2 separate regions of the Homo sapiens genome follow, and region 2 is linked to region 1. A link is a loop called in an ENCODE intact Hi-C map of the cell type or tissue named here. Cell type or tissue: gastrocnemius medialis. All regions are shown on one strand. Links, peaks and the distances in the headings refer to the core of each region. The heading gives the core; the rest is flanking DNA. Region 1 overlaps LOC643339 (a long non-coding RNA gene). Region 2 overlaps LOC643339 (a long non-coding RNA gene).

Region 1 (5,389 bases), core at 117-5,116:
TGTCTCTCTCTCTCTCTTTCCCCATGTTGTAGCTATTAAGCACAAATTGAGGACCATGTGATCCTTCATCCTGAGTCAAAAGCCTTTCAAGCTCCCACCCTGAGCCATCCAAGATTCCTTAACTTTCTTTCAGCCTCTATAAAAATCAATTATTGTTCTGTTTTATATACGTACACTGAACCTCTCAACAACAGCTTGATTCAGCAGAACGCTCTGGTCTTAAACTTTTCAGTGAAGCAGTGAGTGGTGAAAGCTTTAGTGTAGCTACTGAACTGATCCTGACAGCAATAAAGGAGAAAAAAAAAGTTTGCTTCCGGAATTGTTAAGAAATGTTTTGCATTGCACAATATCTGAACCAGGAGGGCAGCTCATCAGCTGAACATATTGCCACAGAAGTGCTTCCTCCTGAAGTGGGAGGGGTTGAAAGACAAGAAGGGTCACAGGTAGGAGCTGACAAAGCTGGCAGGCAAAAGCAGCAGAACATTGAACAGAAAGGCACTGAGAATCTCTGGATCTGAAAAGTGATCAGCAGGGTAAAGGATGGCCAAGGACAGAATCCAGTCTTCCTCTTGACCACAGTGCAGCTGTTCTTTTTCTGCTCCATGAATTTGCTAAGGGGGGAAAAAGCAACCCCTGGCCTGTCTACTGTCAAGGACAGTGAAATATGCTGGGTCATGACCAAGTTGTTTCTTAGCTTCCCAGAGCTTCTAACCACTAGACAGCACTATCTCTAGTCCTTGCCGGTAAAATCAAAATTCAGTGCTCTACAGAAGGCAGCATGGTGTAGAGGAGTGCCTCCCAAACTTTAGTCTGCATGGGAATCACCTGGAGTCCTGTTAAAATAGAGATGACTGGGCCCCATGCCAGACTTTCAGATTTAGTAGATCTGGAGTGGGGCCAAGAATTTGCATTTCTAACAAGTTTCCCAGTTGTTACAGATGTTGCTGGTCTGGGAACTATGCTCTGAGAGCCTGTGGTCTAGAGGAGAAACACGGACTTGGGAGTAGACAGACATGGGTTCTGGTACCAGTTCTTCCACTTCCGGTGTGCCTTTGAGAGAGCTGCTTCTTTGAGCTTTGGTTTTCTCATCTGACAGGACAGATAATGGCAGACAATGGTAGTGTGGTTAGATGCATGGACTGTGACTGTGTTCCGATCTGGCTCTGCTACTGTCTATGTGACCTTACACAAATTATTTTCACCTCTTTATCCTTCTATTTGCTCATTTATAGAGTGGGGGTAATAGCAGCATCTACCACGTAGAGTTGCCTTGAGCCTTGAGAGAGTGAGACTATGTAAAGCATTTACAACAGTGCATGGTACATGGGAAACACTAGATAAACATTTGCTATTATGATTTTTTTGCACTTGTTAGAATTACATGGAATAAAGCATGTAAAGTGTCTTATGTGACATCAGACGCATAGAAAGTGTCTAGTAAATGTCAATTTCCTCTCCTTTACCCAAAACAAGCAAGTCAGAGTGCTGACCAAAACAATGTCCTTTAAGTGGAGATCTTAGCAGAAGGGTACAGTCAAGAAAGATAACAGCATGAGGATTTTAGCTGTTAGTGGGGCAGAGTATGTCAGATGCCACCTCTTTGTAAACTGAGGGGTCCATGCCAGCAGGGCCTTCCTTTGAGCAAAGATCAGCAACTTGGACCATTTGGACAACTTCTGCCTGGTGTTCACAGATGTGGGAAAGGTTTAAGGAACTCCTGGCAGTATATTGAAAGACCAGCATTCCCTTTGGGGAGAAGGGCTGGAATTAGCTAAGCATAGCTCAGGGCACACAGGCATCCTCATTTAAAGGCTGGCAGGACTCAGGCTAATTCATTTCCTTCATTTTCCCCTGCCCACAGATCAAGGCAGCCCTAAAATTACCACGGAGCTGATTGCTGAGGGCTAAGACAGCTGTGGTCATTTATCTTCCTTTCTGACCATGTTCTCTGGAAATGGCCTGTGAATAAACGGCAGGATGGAAGGTTAGATAAAACTGTCCATCATCCCTGTTGTATCCAGTGAGAATCTAGGGAGTTACTGTAGGACAAAGCATCTATATACATTTTGCGTAGGCTATATATTAATAACTCCCTCTTGGATATTTTTGATACCCAGTAGTATACCCTAAAGGCCCTGAGAAGTCCCACAGTGAAGAAATGATGCTTTTTATTCTTAACTCATCAGTCTTCAAATTGTTTGACCATGGAAACGTTTTTTCATTTAGACAAATAATTCCTCTTAACATACGGTAGCAAATGCTGGACCAGGCAGAAATTTAAATGTCCAGATGTGGAATTGTTTAAACAGTGAGGGCCTCTGACCTCTAGGGGGAAATAGATTAAGTTTCCAGATGCTTTAGTTTTAGCTTAGATTAAGCCATATATCAGTTTCCAAATGTTTTAGCTTATTGCTCGATCCATACTAAGTACTTGTCAAATGCTGGCTCTCCAAATATCACCAACACAACCTGCTGATAAGTCAAAGCTATCTGTATTGTTTATTGTGGTAGGGAAGATCACCTCCTAGGCAGAGCTTTGGTAATATCTCTGAGGGGAAAAAAGCAAGGTTGTATTTTATTATTTAAAAAATTATTTTATGCCTTCCGATCAGTGGTGAATTAAAAAATATGTTTTATTGGGAGTTTGGTTTAAGGTGATCTTTCGGTAAGGGAGCTTGATGAAGATTGAATAAGGATAATAACACAACAGTGTAGAATTGGAAACAGCAAGGAAAGGATTTTGAGTTGAGGGATTTGAAGATCCTTAGGGTGTTAACCGTCTGCTGGTACTTCCTGTTGAAGAGTGAAGGATCTTTTTGGGAAGTTTCTGTAATGAATAATCAAATTATTTGCTTAGGCTAGAATCTCCTGGAATAGTAAAGTTATGCTAATGAAGACAGTGGAGTAGTAAACTTACGTTAATGTAGGAAAGAAAGTGTATGTATGTGTGTGAGTGAGTGTGTGAGTGTGTGTGTGTGTTGAGAGGGAGAGAGTTAGAGAGACAGGTCAAGTCCTTAGTTCCCAAGCTGTGTATATGGGATAGATGGTTTTCATTCTCATCCTTAATTCCTGAACTTATTATATGGATGTTGCATGCTTATGTATTTTATTTTAGTTGTTTCTGCCAGGCTAGACTGAAGTGGGATATAACCTGAGGATGTTACATGTGTGTTGACTGTAGTCTACGTCACTGTTGAGTTTCCACTGTGTGTCAATGCCAAGACCACCACCACTTCCCTTGAATGTGTATTGTGTCAATGCTTGCAGATAAACTCACATTATCCAGAGCTGTGAAACTTCTCTTAAGAATGCTGTCATCTGGGGACATATCAGCAAGAATGATGTCCATTCCTTTGTTGGATTGTAGTATATTTTGGGGCAAGGAACTTCAACTTGGAAATGATGAAGTGGGCCATTGTTTGTTTGCTGAGGATAGAGCCTCCTAGAAGTAGTGAATCCCTTGGTAATGACCATGATGAGGAATGCATTGATGTGGACTGCTTTCCATTTACTGAGGAAGTTCATATGGCTTTAATGTCTTCCTTATTTTACAAAAACAAAATAAAGAATGTCACTGATCACTCAAGTTTTATATGACATTTTTGAAGAAAATGATGAATTTGGTCTTCACAGGATCAAAGTATAGAATGAATTACAGGTTCAATAATAAAATTGAACTGATATCTTTGATAACAATAAATTTATATTCCATGAATTAAATGAGTTAAAAAAATAAAATCTTTAATCCCAATCTCTGATGTCATATGACCAACTCAGGAAATATTTTCTGTGAAATTATTTTACCTTTTCCTTTGGAGAACTACTTTTATCTCCAGGTTATTTAATCCTATTTGGAAAAAAGAAAAATTCTGGGCTAATGGCACAATTACTTTGAAAACAGAGGAATGTTGCTACCTTACGTACTATCAAACCTCTTCTGTTACAAGTTGATATGATTCTATTGCAAAAATAAAAAAGATGTGTCTAAGATCTTGGATAGTACAATTTTAATATTGACTTTAATAATCAAATACTAGTTGAGTGAAACCAGGCCTAATTGTTTAGATGGCAGGAACTACCTGAATTCATGAGAAATCTGAAATGCAAACTATATTTTAAGGACAAAGGATGTACAGTAAGTGAAGATAGTTCAGCTCAATAATATACATTTATTGAAGTCCACACCAATTGCAGCATTATGCTAGATCCTGGGAATTCAAAAATCAGTATGAGCTAGTCCCTGTCCTTGATCTCATTATCTAGAATGGGAGAATGAAGGGAAAAGATGTAAGTCAGAATATAGTAGGTGCTATGATATGGCACAGAATGCTGGGGGTCAGTTGAAGGCTTCTAGAAGAGATGATGTATTAGTTATGTATCACTGCATAACAGTGACCCCAAACTTAGTGGATTTGAACAATACACATTTGTTATCTCATATTGTTTTTAAGGGCTCGAAAGTCTGGAGGTGGCTTAGCTAGGTTGATATGATTTGTCTGTGTCCCCATCCAAATCTCATCTTGAACTGTAGCTCCCATAATCCCCACATGTTGTAGGAAGGACCTGGTGGGAGGTAATTAAATCATGGAGGCAGGTTTTCCCATGCTGTTCTTATGATAGAGAATAAGTCTCACTAGATCTGATGGTTTTATAAATGGCAATTCCCCTACACACGCTCTCTTGCCTGCCACCATGTAAGATGTGCCTTTGCTCCTCCTTTGCCTTCCACCATGATTGTGAGGCCTTCCCAGCCATGTGGAACTGTGAGTTCGTTAAACTTTTTTTGCCTTATAAATTACCCAGTCTCAGGTATTTCTTCATAGCAGTATGAAAATGGACTAATACATGAGTAGTTCTAGCTCAGGGTCTCTCCTGGGTTGTGCCCATCTGAAGGCTTGACTGGGGAAGGATCCACTTTCAAGATGGCCCGTTCACATGGCTGTTGGTAGGTGGCCTCAGTTCTTCACTATAGGGGCCTTTCCATAGAGCTACTCACAACATGGCAGCTAACTTATCCCACCTGAGTTAGGGATCTTATTGTGAAAGTGAGAAAGGCAAAAGTCACAATTTCTTATAACTTAGTCTCAGAAGTGGCATTCCATTGATTGTACAGATCAACCCTGATACCATATGGGAGAGGACCATACAAGGGTGTGAATACCAGGAGGCAGGGATTGTTGGCGGCCATCTTGGAGGCTGGCTACCAGAGATACTTCCTAAACCTAGTAGAAATTCCTAGGAAATATGACTTGACAAATTATTATATTATTATTTTAAATGTTTTAATTAACTGATAATCTTAGCTGATAATTTTAACTAAAATATGAAGGTCCATGTATAAAAGGAGAATAATAATTGTAGCCAATATTTATTGAACTCTTTCTATAAA
Region 2 (5,389 bases), core at 309-5,308, 120 kb before region 1:
TGGCCTAAATCAATGGACAGAAAGGGAGGGGAAAAAAAAATGAGGCAGGTCAAACTTAAAGGCGTAGGAAAGATTCTCTTTTCCTTACTTCTATCTCTGCAGGCAGGAGAGGTCTTTTGGACAAGTTCTGAGAAATAGAACTATTTCATGTGGCTGGGAACTCAACTACCTTAGCCAATGGAGCTTGTGACCCAGTTGTGGGAGTGGAGTTGAGTTCTCTTTTATTTCTTTAAGTGATTTTTAAAAATGCACTGGAGCATGTGACCATTTCTTTTTTCTTTTTTTTTTCTGAACAACTAAAATTTTATGATAATGATTAATATCACCTCTAATATTTTGGGAACCTGATCAAGGCCTGAAGCAGTTTTTCTGGCCTAGGATTGTTGTACTATCACATTCAATACAGGTTTATTGATGAAGGCTAGCTAGGGACACAGGGCACATTTGGAGGTCCTCATAAAATCTCTATTAGCTCCTAAAGGACACTCTGAATTTTTTTTAAATGACATTTTGTGATGTAAACAATAATTTCTCAATCTTATTTAAAATGTTGGGGAGGAAAACTGTCTCTAGCCTTTGCCGTTTATTTTGTAACATACAATTTGTGCCATTATAAGACAGGCCCCCTAAGTACTACTTGCAGAGAAGGAAAATAAATATTTGCAAGCTTGGAAAGAACAACAATAACAGATGCATGTCCAGGGTATAACTCTTCCCGGGGCTCCACAAAGGCTGGCAGATGAGGTCTTGACATAAGTTTCTAGGCAAGATGGGGAAAGAAGGAGACGGACCCAAGCAGAAAAGATCATGTTCAAAGGCATCACTGTGTGAAAGAGAACCTTCAGGAAAATGCAGGCTGCTTAATTGAAAATAGGTGAAGACAAGCTAGAGAAGCAGGCTTCAGCTACATCACAGGCTAAGGAATTTGACTCTATTGTAGACCAAGAGTATCAAAGTGACCTCAGAAAGTTTTCCCAGGCCAGTGCAGCTGTTTTAAAATAATTTTTGATTTGAATAACTTCAGGTAGGACAGATCTTCTCCAGGTCCATACAACTTCCTTCTTGGCCATATTAAACCCCATGGCTTCACACATTTGAGTGCCTGGTAGTGAAGGCATTTGAGATCTTCTCAAGAATATGCTAGGTAGATAATGGAGAACTGTGGAAAGACTGGCATAGGCCAGAGGCATGATCAGATTTGCAGTGTAGACAGATCATTCAGGCAGTGAGGTGGAAATTAGATTTTGTGACAGTTGGCAGCACAACAAGAAGGAAGGGCTAGTCAGAAAGATATTAGGATGATAGTGTCCTAACTAGGAACTGGAACTAATCATATGTGGAAGATGAAGAAGGAGGAGGTCTAAAGGGCTTCTAAGTTCTCGCTCTTGTAAAGGGGTCACTGGTTATTATACACCCAGCAGCCTGTGTTATACACTGGTTGTTATACGTCTTTGCAAAAGACATAGCAGGTTGGAGGCAAGGAAGGGATGTTGAGTTCAGTTCAGGGATGTTAGACCAGGTAATTGTGATGGCCCTGTGGGACGTTTTTGTCTAGCTATCCAGTAGACTAGAGATACAGATCCGTGGACATATGTCTTCCTCTCTGCACCAGATCCAGGCCAGGTTGTTGGAGGTGAGTTTCTTTTGGCACTGTTCATCCATTAGTTTCTTTGGCTATATCCCAAGGGAAAACTAGATTTCAGTTCTCACTTATTCCCACCTACTTCAGTTCTCAATTTGTATCCATCCTGCAGGAGTTTATTATTATTATTATTATTATTATTATTATTATTATTATTATTTTGAGATGAAGTCTCGCTCTGTCACCTAGGCTGGAGTGCAGTGGCACGATCTTGGCTCACTGCAACCTCTGCCTCCCGGGTTCAAACTATTCTTCCACCTCAGCCTCCCGAGTAGCTGGGATTACAGGCCCACGCCACCATGACTGGCTAATTTTTGTATTTTTAGTAGAGATGGGGTTTTGCCATGTTGCCCAGGCTGGTCTCAAACTTCTGACCTCAAGTGATCCGCCCACCTTGGCCCCCCAAAGTGCTGGTATAACAGATGTGAGCCACGATGCTGGGCTGCATCCTGCAGGAGTTTAGAGAAGTGTAATGACGTTTCATCTGCTTTTTACTATTCCTCCTCTCTCCCATCCTTCAACCAACTGCCCATAGTTGTTTGCACTATTATTGTCAGGAGGTAATTGTGCCTGCATCGTTAACCACCCAGCAGCCTGTGCTGAGATCTGTGGGCTGCATGTGAACATGAGCTGCCATCAGCATGAGGTGGCAGACACCCAGTCTTGGCTGTGAGCACACCTGGCACAGAAGGCTTCTCTGTCACATGAAGACCAGCTGACTTATCTGTAATAAGCCTGCTGGAGGTGGTGGAGCTCAGACCAGGCTGCTTGTGGGTTTGGAACTAATGGCAAAACCATTCTTAGAAGCTTGGCAGGACACATGCAAAGAAACAGCTACTTCTCAGCCCATAAAGTATTTGCATTACCTTCAGGAATTTGAAGCTTTTTACTCTGGACCTGAGAGGGGTTTGGGCACCAGAAATAAAATCTACTTCAAGCATGCCTCCAAATGATAAAATTCTTGATTTAATTTTGGCATTTTGAGCTGTTTGAAAGAGTAAAACAAATGGCCGGAAGTGCCTATGGTGAAAGACCTCCACAAGGGGTGGGACGCCATTGGTATCCTTCCAAGGAATTTCAAGCAAGTCGGTGATGCACTGGGTAATCTTCACAGTACCCTTTAATGCGGTGTTAGGAAATATTCAGATTAAGAGCAAGAGAGGCTCACTGAAACACATTTGGATACATTTGCATTTTGTGTTTAATTGTTATGATTAAATTATTACAACATTTGTTGAGACAAGTGGGGAAAAAAAAGAGTTTAAAAATGCCCATAATCCCACTACCTCTAAATCCTTTCTGCTATAGTTTAAATGTGTTCCCCAAAGTCCACGGGTTAGAAACTTGATGGTGATGGGGCCTAATGGAGGAATTTAGTCATGGGGGTGGATCCATCACAAACAGATTAAAGCCATTATTACATTATTGCATGAGTGGGTCCCTTATAAAAGGATGAGTTTGGTCTCCTCTTGCTGTCTTGCTCATTCTCCCTCTCTCTCCCCACACCCGTTCTCTATCACTTTTCTGCCATGTGATGCCTTTTGCTGTGTTATGATGCAGCAAAAAGGTCTTTGCCAGATACTGGCAGAACTGTGAGCCAATACATTTCTGTTTATTGTAAATTACCCAGTCTGTGATATTCTGTTATAGTAGCACAGAATGGACTAAGACAGTCTCCAAATCCTTTTCTGTCTGTACAAATAGAAACCGTTGTTTTTATTATAAACTTAAGATCATGTTGTACATTTGAGGATTTTGTTTCTTATTAAAATTGAGGTATCACTCACATGAAATGAAATATATAGATGCTAACTGACCATTTTGATGAATTCTGACAAATGTCCACCTACTCTGTGCTTCCCACCCCCCCACAAGCCATATGGCAAGAATATCATCTTAGAGCATTTCCATCACTCCAGAAAGTTCCTTTACTTCTTTCCAAATCAGCCTCTGCTCTACCCAGTTTCCCTGCACCATTGTTTAGATTTCTATCACTGCAGATTGGCTTTGCCTGATCTTGACCTTCATATAAATAGAAACATACAGTTACATAGAGTTTTGTAATCTGTTTTTTAAATCTAGTAACCTATGTGAACAGTTCCCATTTCAATAATATTTATCCACAGCATCACTTTCAATGGAAAAATAATACTGCTTTTGATGCATGCACTGTACCACATTTGTTTATTTAACCAATTCCTATTGATGGAAATTCTGATTTCCTTTATTCTCTCCCTCCCCCTCTAACCTTCCTTCCTTCCATCTTATTACAAATAACCCTGTTATTAATATCATTATAGGTAAGCCTTTGCACATAAAGCTTAATTGTTTTTGTAGTTTACATTCGTAGAAGTGAAATTGCTATGTCCAAAAAATGCACTTTTTTTTTTCCTTTGAGATGGAATTTCACTCTGTCACCCAGGCTGGAGTGCAGTGATCTCGGCTCATTGCAACCTCCATTTCCTGGGTTCAAGCGATTCTCCTGCCTCGGCCTCCGGAGTAGCTGAGATTAGAGGCACGTGCCACCACACCTGGCTAAGGCTAATTTTTGTATTTTCAGTAGAGACAGGGTTTCACCTTGTTGGCCAGGCTGGTCTCGAACTCCTGACCTCAGGTGATCTATCCACCTCAGCCTCCCAAAGTGCTGGGATTACAGGTGTGAGCCACTGCACCCAGCCAAAAATGCACTTTTTAAGGGATTTTGCTAAATGACCTCTAGAAAGACTGCCTTAGTTTATTTCTTAATATTATCAAAACACCATATAAGCTTGTTTTCTCACACCATGACCAACATTGCGAATTGGGGTGGGGTGGGGGGAGTCTTTGATCTCAGTCAATTTCATTGTTTATAACATGGTATCTCATTTTAATCTGTTATCACTCAGGTTATTAATGAAGTTGTACATTTTTTCTTCTGAGGAAAATTTTATTTTCTCATTTTACAGTGGAAAAAATGGTCTTTTATTTAAAAAAAACAAACTTACCAAATGATCAATAAACTGTTCATGGAAAAAAACTGATCCTATTAAGGATAGGAGGATAAAAAATAAACAATGTAAAAAACCACAAGCTGAACTTTCTGTCTCTGTTATTTTTAGCCAATGGCCTTATTGTATAATCTTGATTTTTGAATAGTGTTTGTTTTTTAGGCAATGCTTTTATTTTCAATTACTTCTAGAAAGGTTTTGCTTTTGCTTTAGGGGAAAAGTAAATTCAGTTTTGGATGACCAGGTTTTTAAATAAAAATGCATCCACTGAAGACATCTTTAAAATAAACATATCTTTGATATTTTAAGAAAGATTAAAGGAGAGCTGAATAGCCAGTGTCCAAGCAGCCACTTGCTTTTGGCCTTGTAGTCCAGCAACAAAGTTACTAAGTAAGGTTTGAAAACATTCCAGTCTTTTGTGTCAAATCCTTGGCTAGGCTGATACCATCTTCCTAGTACATGGTCATTTAATTTCAAACTGTAGTTATCATCAACAACATGTATACATACAATGAGGTCTATATTGTGTAACTTTTTTTTTTTTTTTTTAAGATGGAATCTCTGTCGCCCAGGCTGGAGTGCAGTGGCACCATCTCGGCTCACTGCAAGCTCTGCCTCCCGGGTTCACCCCATTCTCCTGCCTCAGCCTCCCAACTAGCTGGGACTACAGGCACCCGCCACCACGCCTGGCTAATTTTTTGTATTTTTAGTAGAGATGGGGTTTCACCGTGTTAGCCAGGATAGTCTCGATCTCCTGACC

The links. A loop is a pair of places that touch in the nucleus more often than their neighbours do. Peaks named below come from ENCODE experiments on the same cell type or tissue, not always from the same donor. Only the 100,000 strongest peaks of a DNase experiment are listed, where the experiment ranks them.
Region 2: it touches region 1 in a loop (2.6-fold over the local background); 16 of 110 quality-filtered maps call a loop at or near these places.

The regions. Positions count from the first base shown.
Region 1 is chr12:93,239,295-93,244,683 of GRCh38, reverse strand. The region is part of intron 2 of LOC643339 (a long non-coding RNA gene); the gene reads left to right. Among named protein-coding and RNA genes, the nearest start is that of LINC02412, 68 kb to the right of the region's middle. RefSeq lists an enhancer at 723-982. In gastrocnemius medialis, for the core only: a CTCF peak has its summit at 2,337 (motif pointing right); a DNase peak (open chromatin) is centred at 413; H3K27ac peaks cover 777 bases.
Region 2 is chr12:93,358,681-93,364,069 of GRCh38, reverse strand. The region is part of intron 1 of LOC643339 (a long non-coding RNA gene); the gene reads left to right. Among named protein-coding and RNA genes, the nearest start is that of NUDT4, 17 kb to the left of the region's middle. In gastrocnemius medialis, for the core only: no CTCF peak of the experiment used is centred there; a DNase peak (open chromatin) is centred at 2,319; H3K27ac peaks cover 2,093 bases.